Regions from separate parts of the Homo sapiens genome. Here regions 1 and 2 are each linked to region 3. The links are chromatin contacts, found by Hi-C or POLR2A ChIA-PET in ENCODE. All regions are on one chromosome and are shown on one strand. Each heading gives the region's core, a stretch centred on a gene start or an enhancer-like site at or near the end of the contact. The rest is flanking DNA. Distances are from core to core; before and after follow the strand shown. Region 1 has its middle 61 kb from the start of LINC02357. Region 2 overlaps LOC105374542 (a long non-coding RNA gene). Region 3 overlaps LOC124900690 (a long non-coding RNA gene).

Region 1 (2,700 bases), core at 116-2,615, 87 kb before region 3:
CCCCTGCCTGGTCTCAGTCCTTATTTTTTCAAGCTTCACGTCCTCTACTGAAGCTGCAGCAACCGAGTCCTGCCACTTTTCCTGTTCTCTTTCTCACTCATTTTCTCTCTGTATTTCCACATTCACGACTCCCATTACTCTCCCCGTAACACCACAGTGTTTCCTAAACTTCAATGATCTACTCCTTTTTCTATGAGAAGAAAAAAATTCTGTGCACTCCTTTACCACCGTCACTCTGTGAGAGTTGATGTGAATTATGTTTCTTTTTATCTCATCACCTGAAAATGTACAAATATAAACCAGGTTTTTAAAAATCCTTAGGTTTACAGCTCTCACATGATTTTTAAAAATGAATCTTACAAATAGAGTACAAGCAACACTACAAAATCCTCATTAATTTAATGTGTTAATTTAATGTGGCAGATGATGCTGTTTGAAACTGCTAAAATTACATTTCGGCGTGGAATGTGACTGTGGCATGGGCCACGATGGCTTGGGATCTTCTAAGCTTAGCATGCCTGTGCCATCATGTACCACGTGAGGATTGATTCTCCCATCTTTTTCTGCCATCCAAGCTACGGTCTAGTCTTCATTTGTGCAACATGCCAACTGGCCTCAGCTTATCAGAAACGCATCATTTACATATCGAGGCTCCCTGCGTTCTTTTCTCATTAGCCTGTGATAATTTAGGTTGAGTGCCATTGTGATAAAAACACAGCACAGGCGGCGGAAGCTGTGGCACTAGTAGGTTACTAGGTTACAAGGTGGTTGCCATGTTTTTCAAACTGGGTCACATCCCTATGCAGTCACATCCCTGCATCATGAGATCAATTTAGTAAGCTGTTACAAGCAATTTTTTAAAAAATGTTACAGAAAAGAGAAAATATCAAGTATTACGTGGTGTCAGAATAAGTATTCAGAAAATTGTTTTACACACACACACACAGACACACACACTCACATAACCAATCCAAACAGATGCCAGTATTGCTTCTGGGGAAGGTCCGTGGAAGCCCACTGAAATAGGCTAAATAGTGACCCCAAAAGATATCAGGTCCTAATCCCTGGAACCTGCAAATGTTGCTTTATAAGCAAAAAGTGTCTTTGCAGATATGATTAAAGTAAGGACAATGAGATGGATAGATTTTCCTGGATTATCCATGTGGGCCCTAAATGTAATCACAGGTATCCTTATAAGAGAAAGACAGAGGGAGATTTGATCAAGACAGAATGGTGGCCCTGTTGACTCCTTGGTTTTGACCCAGTGAAACTGACTTCAGACTTGCGGCTTCCCAAGCTGGGAGAGAATGAATTCTGTTTTTGAAACCACCCCATTTGTGGTTGTTTGTTACAGCAGCCACAGGAAACCAATAGATCCCACCTCTCCCCTCACCACCACTGGTGGGTGCTTTCGGGGGTAGTTGAAGGCAATCCCCGAGGAAGTACCAAGACTATTAGCGGGGTAGGGTGGTGACACGTAGGCTCAGAGCCATTTCTCAAGTGGTTTGGAGTATTATAGTATTTTCACAACTGGTACACCTGGACTGGTCTAGACTGGCTGTCTGTCAGTTCTATTTGTGCATGGACATCAGTGACGGAAACTGGGCCACTGTGTAAGATGGATTCCTTCTGTGGGTGGCTGCCAAAAAAAAAAAGTTTGAAGGTCTCTAATTCATATGACCCAGTCTATGCTTAGACTGACTAACTATTTTTTTAGGTCACCATCCATATGAAAACACAAAATTTAAATATTCTCACAGAGACTCTGTGGACTCCAAGATTCACCTGCAGGCACTCAAGGACCCTTGGGCCCCACTTTAAGAAACTCAGTAAGAACCCTCTTCCCCCAGCATCAGACAATTATTGTATCTCTTGGACCTTGAGCCTAATTAGGGTGGGCTCAGCCACCCCCAGGTGTGCCCACCTGAGCTCCCTTCCAGAGCTGCTCATGGCACCTGCTCCTCCCAGAGCTGCTCATGGCACCTGCTCCTTCCAGAGCTGTCTGCCCAGGAGTGTGGGTTTGAGGCTTCTGGGAGGCCCCACCCTTGGCTGTGGAAGCTGGGAGCCACTGGGACCACCTGCCCTCCCGCTGCACTGTACCTCTCTCTCTGCCCCAGGACTCATATACCCTTTTCTTCCAGGAAACCCCTGGGTCTTCGCTGGCCATAGCCTCAGAGGACTGACTTAGCCCTACAGTCTAAAAGTAAAGATTTGGAGCAAAAACTGCTTCAAAAACAAAACAAAACAAAACCACTGTCACTGGGGTGTAACCAACTTCTTTCTCTGGGGCCTCTTTTCTGTTACTCTTTACTTCTCAACCCCCCCACCCCACATCCCAGCCCTGATGCAAGAGGGGGCAGGGTCCTTACCTAACAACCAGAAAGCCCGTGTCTGTGCTTCTAAATCCCTAAGGCCCTGCTCCATCATAGGTGGGTTTTCGTACTGTTATTGGTAGCTCTGCCTCCCTTTGTGGCAGAAAAGCCAAGAGCCACCTCCCTTTGGGTTCCATGAGCCTTCCTACGTCTTTCCCAAACCAGGTCACACCTGAGCTTCAGCTCCACCTTGAGGCCACCAGAGGTGCCTGCCCTGAGGTGAAACCTCGGTGTGACCCAGGCAGGTGTCCTCTCTGGCCAAACCATTTCCTTGCACATGCACCAGTCAACTGTCATAGCAATAGCCATCATCTGAGACAGCCCTTTA
Region 2 (2,700 bases), core at 173-2,672, 70 kb after region 3:
GCATAGCGAGACCCCATCTCTAGCAAAAAAAGTAAAAAATATAATAACAATTAGCCAGACATGGTGGCATGCTCCTGTAGTCCCAGTTACTCAGAAGGCTCGAGTGGGAAGATCGCTTGAGTCAGGGAGATGGAGGCTACAGTAAGTTGTAATCATGCTGCTGCAGTCCAGCTTGGCTGACAAAGTGAGACCTTGCCTCGGAAAGGAAAGGAAAGGAAAGGAAAGGACAGGAGAGGAGAGGGGAGGGGAGGGGAGGGGAGGGGAGGGGAGGGGAGGGGAGGGGAGGAGCAGAGAAGAGAAGAAAAGAGAAGAAAAGAAAAGAAAGGAAAGGAAGGAAAGGAGGGAAGAAAAGAAAGAGAAAGAAAGAAGAAAACGAGAAAGGGAGGGAGGAAGGCAGGAAGGCAGGACAGAAGAACGCAGGCAGGCAGGCAAGATGGAAGGAAGGAAGGGAGGGAGGGAGGGAAAGAGAAAGAAGGAGAAAGAAGAACTCCAATAGAAGAAGACCAGGGAAGGGTCTAGGCCTAATTTTGTCATTTATTTAAATGTCTTTGAGCATCTCATTGAACTCTCTCTGCTTCTCTGCATTTGCATCTGCAAAATGAGGAAACTGCACATGACTCTGAGGTGATTTCCCACTCAATGATCCTAAGATATTTGAGTACTTGAATATCCTTCAATGATAACATCTGGGAAGAGTATAAAGTCTGATATTAGTCCTCAGTAGTGCTCTCCAAAAGGATGGGTAGATAACTACAGACATTTTTAATTACATATCACTGAGTAACAAATTACCTCCAAATTTAGGAGCTTAAGGCAAGAATAAACATTTATTCTCTCACAGAGTTTCTCAGGGTCAGGAATCCAGGAGTGGCTTAGCTGGGAGGTTCTAGCTTGGGATCTATAAAGGGATTGTAGTCAAGAAGTTGGCTGGACATACAGTCTTCTGAAAATTTGACTAAGGCTGAAGAATCTGTTTCCAAGGTGGCGCTCTCATGGCCGATGGCAGAGTCTTCAGTTGCTTATCACAGGGACTTCCTTGCAGAGCTGTTTGAGTGCCCCTCTGGCATGGCAGTTGGCTTCTTCTGCAATGAGTGATCTAAGAGCAAGAGCAAGGAGGAAGCCACAATGCATGTAATGACTTATTCTCACGGGTTGCACATTGTCACTGCTGCCACATTGAATTCGCTAAAACTCAGTTACTGACTACAGACCACACCCTAGGAGAGAAGAATTAGGCTCCACTTCTTGAAAGGAGTATCAAAGAACTTGCAAATTTATTTGTGAGTTTATTTTAAAAGCCCTCACAAACACGTATTCTTTAAACTAGAGTGGCTCAGCCCTGCAAGACAGGGAAGTTATAACAACCAACATTTCTAGAGTGACTCACTGTTTAGAAAGTATTTCCCCATGTTTTCTCATTGGGTTGTCACAACCCCCCAGTGGAACAACAGCATTAATATCCCCACTTAAAAATGAGGAAATGGAAGCGAGGTCACTTTTGTACAGTTATTTAACAAGTAAGTTGTATAGCTGGGGATTAAGCCCAGCACAAAGCATAAGGCCTTTTCACCATCCTTCAAATGAGAAACTTGGCATGAAGGCCTTTGCACAGAAAAGTTTCATTAGGAAGATTGACTATTCCTTACTTCCTACCAATTGTTTTTACCTATTTTATTAAATTTTTTTATGTTTAACTTACATACTTCCAAAATTACTTGAAGCAGTTTACAAATAAAATGTTTAAGAAAGAAAGAGGAGTAGGGCTGGGCCTGGTGGCTCATGCCTGTAATCCCAGCACTTTGGGAGGCCGAGGTGGACAGATCACTAGAGGTCAGGAGTTCAAGACCAGCCTGGCCAACATAGTGAAACCCCATCTCTACTAAAAATACAAAAATTAGCTGGGCACAGTGGCAGGTGCCTGTGATCCCAGCTACTTGGGAGGCTGAGGTGGGAGAACCACTTGAACCTGAGAGTGGTATGCAGGTCAAACCACTGCACTCCAGCCTCAGCGACAGAGTGAGACTTGGTCTCAAAAAAAAAAAAAAAAAAAAAAAGAAAAAGAAAAAGGAGTAAATAATTCTAGGCACCAGAAATGATCATATTACAACACTTGGCAATAAATTTGGTTCAGATCTTTCTGGCAGCAGAGGTGAAAAGAGAAGCGTGATAGGCTGCAGAGATTTCACTTTCTGACAAGAGTGAGCATGCATGCTATCATTGCCTGAAGCTAAATTCAAGAAGGACTTTATCACGTGGAGTTGTGTAGAGTTAATACCGCTTAACATTGTGGTCAGTATCTTCAATCACACGCTTGCAAAAGATGTACTCATATTAACCCTGAATGTAAACAGAGGACACACCTCACCTGTAAGTTGGTTAATATATTTGAGGAAGAAGCTGAGGAAAGGTGGCCCAGGTACCTTTCTCTCTAATGTCTTTACCAAATTAAGGCATAGAACTTGGAGAATATACAGGAATTGAAGGTTGATCTGTCTGGTGGACTGTCTCTCAAGTATCAGAGTTGTGAGAGTGCTTGAATGACCTGCTAAATCTTGTTAATTTGTCTTGGCATCTTGTAACAGGTACCTACCTGTAATATAAATATTCTATATTGTCAATTAATTAAGGACTTTGCTAAAAGAGAGCAAGGAATGCCAATATAAAGTTAAAGAAAAATATAAAATAAATAAGTTAGGCTGG
Region 3 (2,700 bases), core at 33-2,532:
CTCCTGTGGCATTGAAGAGCAGCACCAGTGTCATGTGGAGGTTTTAATGGCCTCTGCTTGGAATATGTGGATGTGAGGTTGCTGCAAGTATTCTCATTCTGGTATTTTTATGGCCTGAGCTATTTTAGCCAGGAGGATGCAAGCAGACCCCGAAAGCCCAATTACGTTTCTAGAATCTGAATGCCCAGCAACTTGGAAGGTCATGAGAAGCAGCTACCCCAGGGTTCAGAACTGTGAAGCGGCCTCCTGATTTGAAGGTAGAACATTGCCTCTTGGCAGCGCTGTTTGCACTCAATATAAAACCCAAAGTGGGTGGAAATGCTGCCCAGTTGGAAAAAAACAACAAAAATGCAAACCGAGTATTTGGAATTTTTATCCAATTCCTTCCACTATGACAAAAAAACTTCTAAATTCCCTCCCAAGATCCAACCTGCTATGTAGCTGGGGCTGTCTTCAGAGTCAGACCTGGGTTTGGACAGTCCCTGCGAAACAGGTCTTTAGATCTCTGTAGCTCCTACAGGGCTTCGCAAGTGCCAGAGACATAGACGTGTTCAGTAAACACTCGTGGATAAGAAGCTCTGCGCTCAAAGGTTTTGGAAAGAGAGAGGAAAAACAAAACAGACCGGGGCATTTCCACCTTATTAAAATGCAGCAGGACCGTCTTGCTAGGAGCAATGTTGATTTTCCACGAGCCCCGCACAGGGAACAAGAAGATCCAAGTCCCACTTCACATTGTTTCTCATTGTGTGACCTTGAGCAAACCCAGGGCCACAGTTTTGTCTTTGTTCATGTGAGGATCTGGGTTGGGAGACCCTATGCGAAGGCAATCAGGGTGCCGTTATCCACCCAGCTGTCGCCGGTGGGTACGTGCAAACACAGACTCTCTGTTGTTGATGGGGAAATAATCAGAGACAGATTCTCAGTGATGTAACCAAGAGAACCGAGCAGATGACTATAAAGACAGAAGTGAAAGTCCATTCCAGAACCGTGGCCGCCTGAGGAAACTCCCCAGGAGACACCCTGATGGGCACTGAGGAGCAAAATGCATGGTCCTGCTCACATCCCATCCCCTCTACCCCCCGAAGGGTACCTAATCCCCAAAGCACTAAAGTGTGAACATTCCTACCAGGACGTACTCATGGGTCAGACAGGGTCACAGCTCTGGAGCCTGCCATTCTACTGGTTCCTAGTTGGTCCTCTTGCCACACTGTTGTTATTACTGTTGTGGCTGTGGCTGTCGCTGTTGCTGTCTGTGCCAGGCGTGCAAATCCCCAAGGGCTGGGCCTTTCTTTTCTCCTGCCATACCCCCTCGGCCTCGCCACTGTGGTCCCCAGCCTGGTCTCTGCACACAGCAGGCATTCAATAACCACTCGCTGTTTAACCCTCATCATGGCAGGAAAATAAGCCGTGGCTGGGTGCTCAGAGCCTGGAATAGCATGTATGGGGGTGGGGCAGGGAGGGCACAGAGCCACGTGGAGCCAGGGCCCTAACGAGAAACAGGCCTCAGCACTGAGGAGAAATTGATTACCCTGCCTCTCAGTACCAGGCCTTCTCTCCAGAGCTCCTGCAAGAGACACAGACCTAGGGTGGAGGCCCCAGCCTGAGCCTCTTCAGGGCTATCCAGCCCCTAGTCCCCAGCATGGAAGCTAATGAGTGTATTTATAACCCACCTTGTCCCAAAAAGAATTACAAGCATTTTTCAAAAAGGGAAGCAATACCGTAAGAGGAAGTAAATTTAGAAGAAAAAAAATGAGTCAAAGGGAAATAAGGGCAGGATTGTTTTATGGTGGAAATTCAGGTTTGGGGTCAGATGGAGGGAGAACCAGTTCTGGACCCTTCGTTATGTCACCAGAGGAAGCTCTGCCCACCAGCCTACCAGCCACGAGTCTTATTGGGGGTGGCAAGGTTACCTGGGGATGATGATGTTTGTTGTTTTCTTAACCTCAAGCATGGTGATTGTGACAAGGATCAGGGCGGAATACTTGGAAAACATGGATCAGGACAGAAATACTTTGTGAATCAAGGAAAATATGTTGGTGCTATCTCCTGTCACTGAGGAATGGGATGGTTAAGCCTCCAGGCACTGGGGTAGAGGGATAAGAGTTCAAGTTCCAGTTCTGTAGCTGACTAGCTGCTTCTAACCTTCATTATTTAACTTCTCTAAGCTTCAGCTATACAAGAACTGAGTCGAGCATCCGAAGTCCCTATGAATAAAAAGTGAACGTGAACTCTTTGTGTAGCAAAGGCTGTCATAAGCATTTCCATATCTGAACCCCTTTAATACTGTTAAAAACCCCTGAGGTAGGTGGGTGCTGATATCATCCATATTTTGCAGACAAAGAAACAGGTTAAAATGACTAAATCCAAGTCACATTAACTGGTATATGGCAGAGTCAGGTTTTTTTTGTTGTTGTTGTTGTTTTTTTTTGAGACGGAGTCTCACTCTGTCACGCAGGCTGGAGTGCAGTGGCACAATCTCGGCTCACTGCAAGCTCCACCTGCCGGGTTCATGCCATTCTCCTGCCTCAGCCTCCCAAGTAGCTGGGACCACAGGCACCCACCACCACGCCCAACTAATTTTTTTTTTTTTTGTATTTTTAGTAGAGACGGGGTTTCACTATGTTAGCCAGGATGGTCTCTATCTGGTGACCTCGTGATCAGCCCGCCTTGGCCTCCCGAAGTGCTGGGATTACAGGCGTG

The links. A loop is a pair of places that touch in the nucleus more often than their neighbours do. ChIA-PET counts read pairs that join two places held with the same protein, here RNA polymerase II (POLR2A). Pooled maps may share reads with other maps.
Region 1: a loop to region 3 is called in a map of endothelial cell of hepatic sinusoid, with 4 times the contacts of the local background. The contact joins two enhancer-like sites. A Hi-C loop is called at or near these places in 1 of 168 maps with a recorded cell type or tissue (endothelial cell of hepatic sinusoid), 1 of 37 single-sample maps with no recorded cell type and 3 of 50 pooled maps. POLR2A ChIA-PET finds 5 or more read pairs at or near these places in 3 of 52 experiments (GM12878, H1 and OCI-LY7).
Region 2: a loop to region 3 is called in a map of PC-9, with 7 times the contacts of the local background. The contact joins two enhancer-like sites. A Hi-C loop is called at or near these places in 2 of 168 maps with a recorded cell type or tissue (PC-9 and endothelial cell of hepatic sinusoid), 1 of 37 single-sample maps with no recorded cell type and 6 of 50 pooled maps. POLR2A ChIA-PET finds 5 or more read pairs at or near these places in 5 of 52 experiments (BJ, CD8-positive, alpha-beta memory T cell, WTC11 and 2 more).

Annotation. Positions count from the first base shown.
Region 1 is chr4:26,130,491-26,133,190 of GRCh38, forward strand. It overlaps a transcript of RBPJ not described here. Among named protein-coding and RNA genes, the nearest start is that of LINC02357, 61 kb to the left of the region's middle. RefSeq lists an enhancer at 1-5. Within about 2 kb of position 1,366, at least 2 of the 41 ENCODE cell types and tissues checked have a DNase peak (open chromatin) inside an H3K27ac peak, as active enhancers do.
Region 2 is chr4:26,287,354-26,290,053 of GRCh38, forward strand. It overlaps LOC105374542 (a long non-coding RNA gene), which reads right to left. Exons shown (of 2, transcript XR_925508.3): 2 at 800-1,096. It also overlaps a transcript of RBPJ not described here. Among named protein-coding and RNA genes, the nearest start is that of RBPJ, 32 kb to the right of the region's middle. RefSeq lists an enhancer at 1,292-1,341 and a silencer at 1,512-1,561. Within about 2 kb of position 1,423, at least 8 of the 41 ENCODE cell types and tissues checked have a DNase peak (open chromatin) inside an H3K27ac peak, as active enhancers do.
Region 3 is chr4:26,217,366-26,220,065 of GRCh38, forward strand. All of the region lies in intron 1 of LOC124900690 (a long non-coding RNA gene), which reads right to left. It also overlaps a transcript of RBPJ not described here. Among named protein-coding and RNA genes, the nearest start is that of RBPJ, 100 kb to the right of the region's middle. RefSeq lists an enhancer at 805-864. Within about 2 kb of position 1,283, at least 7 of the 41 ENCODE cell types and tissues checked have a DNase peak (open chromatin) inside an H3K27ac peak, as active enhancers do.